Regions from separate parts of the Mus musculus genome. Here region 1 is linked to region 2. A link is a loop called in an ENCODE intact Hi-C map of the cell type or tissue named here. Cell type or tissue: heart. All regions are shown on one strand. Links, peaks and the distances in the headings refer to the core of each region. The heading gives the core; the rest is flanking DNA.

Region 1 (4,389 bases), core at 208-4,207, 370 kb after region 2:
GGGCCTCACAGCTAACATACACAAAAACCTGCACTTACAATGCAGCCAAGCATCCATACTATTACATATAATTAAATGGTGCATAGAATTATAGATATAAACAAAATAATCAGTTCCTATCTGAAGCTCCTCCTGATTCAAGTAATATTTAATAAACGGACGTAAACAAAGAAGCTGACCAGTGCATGCTGGCTCAGGGCACTAGAAGGCAACCTAGGCTTGAACTAAGGGTAATACATCAAAATTTCATCACCAAGGCTTGAAAAATCCAAGTCTGTTCTGATAACTGTTTTAGAGAGCATCATTTTCAACTATGTAAAAATACATATTACAAAAAATTAAGTGAAGGTCTTTTCCCCTAGCAAAAGCTAACTTTTAAATATAGATACCTTTTATCCCTGTTTTTTTTTGGGGGGGGTGGAGGAAGGAAACAGGGTCTCTTCCCTGATGTTTTAAAGTAGCTAACATTCTAACATTTCCAGATCTTAAAAATTCTTACTCATACCTTTATGCTATTTTTAAAGGAATAGCACCAAGTCTTTGAAATAATACACAACACAAAGACTGCAATCCCATGCAAATGTCTTTAATGCTTCCAACTTACAAAGAAAAAAGGCCCCTTATTTTTCATCTTGCCTATGGAACGATGAAATTACTGAGGTAGGAGCTACATAGTAGGGGAATCTCTGTAGAATCAAATTTCAATTATCTACAATAAATGAATTTTTCAAAAAGTCATTTATAATTGGTCTGAGAAAGATAATGCAGTCACTCAGAAGCACAGGAATTCTGTCCCACTGTGACCAATCTAGAGTAACCATTTAGAAATAATAGTAACCAAATAGACTGTGTACATTGAGGAGTCTCGAGTCACCGTGGATACTCCAGCCACAAAGCTGACATTACAAATCAAGGGTTAATCGAATTTTTAAACTATATCAGGCTTCCCCTTCTAGTCCAAGATAGTCCACATTAATTCTATAAAATAGTCAAAGTTAAAATACTTAGATATATATCACAGGGATATATCCAAGTCCGGTTCCTCTGACCAAAAGCAAGCACCCCATACTGTACAGTAATAAGCTCTCCAGCATGCTACAGCACTAACCTCTGGGAAGAGCTGGCAGCGGTGCTCAAAGTGGTAGGAGGAAGATGAAAACCCAGTGCCCTTCTTTCAGTGGAACCCACCATCTGGATTCTAGCCAAGGCTTTAAAACTGACTGAATGTTATTACAAACAATAAATCAACAACTCCACAGCCTGAACTGTTAGGACCTTTTCTTCCAGAATGCGGCAGAGGAAGGTTACAAGGAAACTGACAAGAGAGTATTAGTAATGAGCCATTCGTTTCTGCCATTAAATACAATATATTACAAACAAACTTATTTTACAATCTTCAAGATTCTATTTAACCTAACTATCCCTTTCCCTGGTCTTCAATTATTACACAGGCTATATGAATAAATGACTGACTGCTGTTGCCTAAACATCCTATCACTAAATTCATATAAAAGTTAAAAAGGAAATCCAAAATATTTTAATCCATAAAACCTAGCTAGTATGTGTGTGCATGTTCCTATTGATTTTATACTCTTTGTTCCTGCTCATACCATAGATGTGAATTCCTGGAGGTTACAGACCCGCTGTCTTTTCTCTCTCCAGGAGCTGAACTACTAGCTTCTGAGAATAACCTATTGCAAGCTTCAAATAAATAAATAAATAAATAAATAAATAAATAAATAAATAAATAAATAAATAAATAAATGCCTTTCAGGTATCCTACCTTTTAAGTATATGAGTGGTTTGCACTGTCTTTACTTTTCCCAATATTGATGCAAGGTTCCTTAAAACATGTATTTAAAAACCCTCCAAAAGCCTTGCAAGAGGAAGAAACTGAAAGGAGGAACATGTCTCGTGCAATACACAAGTAAGGTACTGTATTCACAATACAGTGATTTTTCTCCCTACCAAAAACTTAGCAGAAAACCTGAAATTTTAAATAATTCTCTTCCCTCCTTTCTCTTCCCTCCATTCCAAAACCAGAGAAGAGTGAAAAGCCAAAGATGTGATTATTCTGTATAGTTCGTGCAGTCAGTACAAAGACAGAGACAACCGTCTCCTTATCAAAACAGAACTATTGGCTCAATGCTTTTGAAAACTATAACCACTGCATTAGGCGATACACATTTCACCAAGTTTCAATCCTGTTACAAAGCCTTTGTCAACAGTGAGCAAGTGGAGGTAAGCCGACGGGGCTGGGTGGACTGAAGGCAATCGCTGGAGGGGTTTATCTTGCAAGAGCTCGATTCTCTGGCGAGAGGTGAGCAGCGAGAAGCACCTAACCTTGGCAGAGGGGGTGATCTCTGGCGGTGGGGACCGGAGGTCAGGGTGAGTGGGGAGGGGGTGGCGCCGAACCGCCGCGACCCCGGGCCGCCGTCGCACCTGCGGCTTGGCCTCCCACCACCATTCCCCAGCCCCAGCCCGGCAGTGCCCTTCCTCTCGCCGCCGCCTGCATATCCGTTACCCCGGCGGCAGAGGGCTGCGGGGGAGGGGAAGGACGGCCTGGCCGCCGGGGGCCAGCAGCGCCGGGGATGCCGCAGTGGCTCCCCGCGGCGGTGGGTCAAAGTCCGCCCGGGCCGGGGAGCTCAAGGCAGCGGCGGAGGTCGCAGCTAGGGAGATGACAGCCCCTCCGAGCCCGCCCCAACCACAGCAGCCCCAGGTACCTCATACTGGATGTACTGCTTCCTCCACTCGGGAGTGATGTGCGCGGAGAGGTGCTCGGCGAACTTCATCCTGCCGCGTCCCCCTCACTCCCACCCGGCTCTGGCAGCTACAGGCGGCGGCGGCGGCAACAGCGACTCCGACTCCTCCCCACATGGGCCCCGGCGCTGCGCGAAGCTGCGCTTCTCTCCTCCTCCGCCGCCGCCGAGGTCTCCTCAGAGCCGCCCTCCCGCCATCTTCCTCCTCCTCTCCATAGCCCCGCCCCGCCCCGCCCTCTAGACGTCATCGCCATGGTAACCGCCTACGCCGCTCCGACGGAGGGGGCGGGGTGGGGCGTGGCCTCAGGGGCTTTCCTTCTTGCTCCGCCCCTTTGGGCCGGACGTGGGAAGGCACCTCCCCTGACCTCTTCCGCCTGCCTCCAGTCTGCCTACAGCTGCTTTCTACACTCTGCCTGGGAAAAACAACAATGTTGCTACTGCAATTAATATTGGTACTGGAGCAACAATAATCCACACAAGACGCTGATATTTGCAGAGAACTGTGCAAATATTATTTCCATTTTAATATTGATTCTTCATAAAACCCTTAAAGATAAATCAGCAGTGGTCCAAATTGAGTAGTTGAAACAGTTAAGAGCCAATTGTATTTAAGGGAACTGTATTTGCATGCTGTAGATGCTCAATAAATGCTTGCTTTCAATTTAAAATGTCAGTGCCAGAAAGTTTGTGCTGCTTCTGTATCTCAATGTAATTGTCTAATTAGTCCTAGTGCTACCAGAAAGGCCAAAACATCTAGATACAAACCAGGATTGACACTTTGTGATACAGCTGACTGGGAGTGGGGGGCAAACTTGAGAGGGAAAACAATGCTGAGAAGAAAGAGAATCCTCTCCTCACCCAGTCCCTGTGTGACAGTCCTGTATCCAGGCTGACCTCTGGAAAGATACCACAGAGGCAGCAAAGTACCATATTCCATGTGAGAGTGACTGCCCTGAAGGACTTATCTGAGGGAAAAGCCCAGGTCTCACCTTGGATGGTGGAGCCCTGGATAACATAGTAGCTGACTCTCTTTTTAAGTGTGTCTATTCTTGTCCCTGTACCAAGCACTGTTCTAAACTCCTTACATGTAACTTTATCCTCTTTAACTCTTACAACTTTGATGAGACTCAAAGGTTTGCTAAGGAAGTATTGTACCTGTGACAATATAGATCCCTGTTGACTTCCCAACACACACACACACACACACACACACACACATACTTCAAAACGCCATATGTTTTTCCTCCTTCCCTTCCTCTAAATTCCCCTTTCTAATAAGGTTTTATGAATGTTTCTTCAAGAGAAAGAGAGGGTATGAGGCTTGCTCAGAAAAAGCACATCTTTCTGGCAAATGTTTGAACAGAAGCCTCAGCCTCTGGTGAAAGAATCGTCAGGGGGCTGGAGAGATGGCTCCGAAGAGCGACCTAAGTTTCATTCCCAGAATCCATGTCAAGCAGCAAGCAGCTCATAACCACCTCTAACTCCAACTCTGGGGATGTTTGTGGCACCCAAGGACACCTACCTGCACTCACATACAAGTACCCACACACAGACTCACACATATATTCTTAGTTAAAAATCATAAGTGGGGCCTGGAAAGATGTCTCAGTGGTTAAGAGCACTGACTGCT
Region 2 (4,389 bases), core at 308-4,307:
ATTCTCACGGAATTTGTACGGATTTGAAAAAGCCATGAGAGTTGAAAATGTTTAAACCAAATCACAAGTTGTGGATCTATACAAAACACTCACTTTAAACACATTGCCAGGGATCTAGCCGGCAACCTCAGCCTCCCCTTACCTTTAGGTCTATCTTTAAGAATTTATGTTCGCCAGGCAGTGGTACACCTGTAATCCCAGAACTTGGGAGGCAGAGGCAGGTGGATTTCTGAGTTTGAGGCCAGCCTGGTCTACAGAGTGAGTTCCAGGACAGCCAGGGCTACACAGAGAAACCCTGTCCAGAAAAACTCAAAAAAAAAAAAAAAAGAATTTATGTTCTTGGGGGCTGGAGAGATGGCTCAGTGGTTACGAGCACTGACTGCTCTTCCAGAGGTCCTGAATTCAATTCCCAGCAACCACATGGTGGCTCCCAACCATCTGTAATGGGATCTGATGACCTCTTCTGGTGTGTCTGAAAAGCTCAACAGTATACTCACACATTAAAAAAAAAAAAAAAAAAAAGAATTTGTTCTTGGCCCACTACATCCTGTTTCAAACATGAAGGGTTTGTTGTTGTTGTTGTTGTTCATTGGGGATTAAGGTTCTGATCTATCTTGAAGCACTCTTCCCATTAGGTTGGAAGGTTTGGTTTTGGTTTTTGTTTTGTTTTGTTTTTAACAAGAAAGGTGCGTGTGAGCCCATTCTCTGCAATGTCTGTCAAAGCCTAAGTGGTACCCTGCTGCCTGAGCACTCATTTGTCTCCATGACAGTGTTCTGAAACTCGTCTGCTCATATCAGTTCAAGATGTATCTCTTAGCAGAGCTGGCATATCCCACCTGTGCGCACATCACACATTTGATGCATAGCAACACTTGAAAACACAGGCCCGGTTTGGTTCATATGTATTTCAAGAGCAACACCCCCTTGACACTGGAGAAGGCACTCATCAGCTGATTTTGTTTACCCATTCATTCGTACATAGACCTCCAAGCGTAGCGGGGGAGGGAACACCAAGCTATAACGCTTACCCGTGTCTTGGAGGTTGCCGGTAGGAGTAACGGGGGCTTCGTTGAGAAGGATGAATTGTCCACTAAAGAGGTAGTGGGCCTGTCCTAGGGGGTTGTGAGTAAGGAAGCAGGGGGATGTGGAAATGCCTGCTGGGTAACAAAGCAAACAAATCCTACATAAGGTTGAATTGTTGGAAGGAAGAGGTTGATGGAGGAAGATACAGGGAAGAGGCTAGGGAGAGTTGGGGATGGACAGACAGGTGGACATAAAGCGAGACAAATTCTAAAGAATCTTCACTTTTTTTTAAAGCAAGGTCCAGGAGGATTTTAGGAGAAAATACTCATTTCTGATTTTGCAGCTAAAATGTTGACTTTGCCACTGACCTGAGGTTTGATTATAGTGAAGACCCAGAACCAGGAGCAAGCTGAAGAGGACCCCATGAGACTAAAGGAAGAAGTGTATGGGGGAGACATAGATACCACATCAGCCATAGACTGGGTGGGCTCCCATGGCCAGTTAAATGCTGGCCTTTAGAAGGGCCTTTTAGACAGAGGTTATTACAAAAGCATAACGATTGAATATCAGTCTCTCCACTTAGTCGACCCTACTCAAAAGAATGTCTCTCCTATAGTGTCACTTCAGGCCAAGACGATGAGAAAGTTGGAAAGATTTTCCCAGCATCCCTCAAACTACATTACAGAGGCCACAGCTAAAAATCTCTTCATTCATTTACCTATTGAAAGTTCACCTTCATTCCCAAGTACCTAGTCCATAAAGGGACTTCCCTGCAAGGCATCTTGACCTCTGGTCAGTTTAATTGTCAACTTAACACAATCTAGGAACCTGGTAAGAGAGTTTGTGGGACTGTCTGCAGGGAACTGTGTTGATTGTTGTAAAATGTAGAAGACCCAGCCCACTGTGGGTGGAACCATTCCGTAGGTTTGAGTCCTGGACTGTATCTAAGTAGAGAAAATGAACAGCGTTGCAAGCATGCCTGAGTGTGGAGATGATGTGACTTGCTATCTTACTAAGCTCCTTATTGCCTTGACTTCCCTGCTATGCTGGACTGGAACCTAGAATTGTGAACTTGAAAGAAACCCTTTCACCCCTAAGTTGCTTTCTGTCAGAGCACTTTGTCCCCGCAACAGAAATAAAAGTAAGACAACCTCTTAGCTAGGAGCTGTGCGAACACCAAATGTCACAAGTGTGACAATAGCACTGAAGAGTCTCAGAGTTCACATCCATGTCCATCATCTGCCAGCTTCATGACCTTGCGCAATTGTCTAGGACCCTCTCCATCGTGCACTGAACAGGAGTTCAAACCAGCCATGCCTTGAGTTGCCCTGATCCTTGATCTAAACTTTGGTCCTCACCTTCTGTTATCCCTGCTACGTCAAATTATTTGAAGCTTGAACATCCATCCATCATCCTCAATGCCTCCGCTATTTATCTCAGTGTCCTAGTTCACTCAGAAAAGCCTAATTTTCTTCCTGTTCATGCTCTATTAACTGCTCTGACAACTTCAGGTGATGAAGAGCCACCATTTGGCCAAGGGAGACAGCGGGACCCTGTCGGCAATGCACCTGCAGGGGGCAGCATCGGGCAGTGTAAGGCATTGCCAGGGCTCCCTGTACCATCAAGGTTGGTCTGGAGAAGCAGAAGCCAACTGACAAAAGGCCCCGTTTTATCCCAAGTGAGTCTAACACAAGGTCTCCAGGAAGACTGGGTGTTGTTTTTGTTTTGTTTTTAGGGAATCCCTGGCCTAGCCAGCCCAGCTGGGTTCCCCCAGAGCCTCACAGTAGAATGCTGTTGGCTTTCATTACAGCAGCTGACACCTAAGAAGAGAAAATTATCCATCTCCAGTCTCTCACCACGTTCCCAACCATGAGGTAGTGAGGTAATGGGGGAGCCCTTGACAGGGGAAAGATGGCAGCTTAGCATTTCCCCACTCAGCCCAGTGAGACACGGCCCCTAACAGTAAGAAGTGATTAATTTTTTTTTAAAGGCAAAGATGTGAAACTGGAAATGAGGCATACATTTTCACATGCTGTCTTTAAGAGGACATGATAGTTCTGTATCCCAAAAAGTCCACCACACCTGGCCAGACAAGATGATATTCTATGATTTGTGCATCTATTCATATGGGAGAACAAAGACAGGAAACGGTTAAAATCATCAAGATGGGCTGCCAGTGTAGATCTGTTGGTAACTGCTTGCTGAGCATGTACCACCCAAGAGTTCTCTCCCCAGCATGTGGTCACGTCCATAAACCCTAGCACTCCAGTAGAGGCAGGAGGATTAGAAACTGTCATCCACAGGGAACTGGAGAGATGGCTCAGTAGTTAAGAGCACTGGCTGCTTTTCCAGAGGACCTGAGTTCACTTCCCAGCACCCACAGGGCAGCTCACAGTTCCAGGGGACCCAACACCCTCAGAAACATAAAAGCAGGCAAAACATGAAATAAAAATAAAATAAAATAAAAAGTCATCCTCAATTTCTCAGCTAGTCCATGCCAATCTGGAAAACATTAGACACGCCCGTCCCCTCCCCCCCACTCCCCCAAAAAAGAAAAGAAAATATCATCAATATTTTCCCAGAATTCCAGCACACAGGATGATGAAAAGGACAAGGGTGAGAAGAGCGGAAGTCCAAGGATGACAATGGCTACCAAGGTAGCATCAAGGGACCAGCACAGACTGTGAACACAGACTTCCCTAAGAGCTTCAGGCCTCTGCCTGAGAAACTTGTGTCGCTCACTCTCCTTTTGACTTTGACTGGGGGAGGGGAACAGCCATGTCACGGTGACATCATCACCTTCCAAGAACCACTGATTCAGCTGCTGAGGCCCCAGGCTGGACTCACTTCCTCCAGCCAGAAGGCAGGGGGGGGGGGCAGGACTGTGGGCCTGTTCTCGTCAGTCCCCACCCCCACACAGTGCAGATCAGCTTCTTGCCCACAACCACGCCATGTGGGGCTGCCTGCCTTGTTCAGCAACCCCACCAGCAACCCCAGCTGACCAACCAAGGGTCCTGGGGAGAGGCAGAAATCTTTCTTTCCTCCTTGTGAACCAGGAGCTGGCTCACAGGGACAAGGCTGGGATGCAAGAAACGGGAAAGGGCTAAGCCAGATGAAGCCGAGGCTAGGAGAATACGTGTAAGAGCAGGCTAAGGCTGAGACAAACTGAAACCTTCAATTGTGACCACTTCACAGCCACAAGTTGGTCCAAATTGGATGTCACCTAGGGGTCGGCAGATATGGACCACTGTCTTCGCTAAAGAGTGAAAATATCTCCACAGCTGAACTAGACGCTCGAGAACAGAGCAAAAGGAGACCATCTTGCCTTAGTGAGAACTTCCTCCTGGCCGCTGCTGCTCCAGCTGA

What was found. A loop is a pair of places that touch in the nucleus more often than their neighbours do. Peaks named below come from ENCODE experiments on the same cell type or tissue, not always from the same donor. Only the 100,000 strongest peaks of a DNase experiment are listed, where the experiment ranks them.
Region 1: a loop joins it to region 2, with 1.9 times the contacts of the local background. A loop is called at or near these places in 1 of 42 quality-filtered maps.

What each region holds. Positions count from the first base shown.
Region 1 is chr1:155,414,443-155,418,831 of GRCm38, forward strand. Xpr1 (xenotropic and polytropic retrovirus receptor 1) reads right to left here and starts at 3,002. Exons shown (of 15, transcript NM_011273.2): 1 at 2,724-3,002. The coding sequence starts at 2,792. In heart, for the core only: a CTCF peak has its summit at 2,561; a DNase peak (open chromatin) is centred at 3,079; H3K4me3 peaks cover 1,555 bases; H3K27ac peaks cover 1,305 bases.
Region 2 is chr1:155,046,541-155,050,929 of GRCm38, forward strand. All of the region lies in intron 2 of Gm41980 (a long non-coding RNA gene), which reads right to left. Gm41979 (a long non-coding RNA gene) reads right to left here and starts at 1,327. Exons shown (of 3, transcript XR_878637.3): 1 at 1,029-1,327. In heart, for the core only: a CTCF peak has its summit at 2,586 (motif pointing right); DNase peaks (open chromatin) are centred at 2,611 and 3,861; H3K27ac peaks cover 1,693 bases.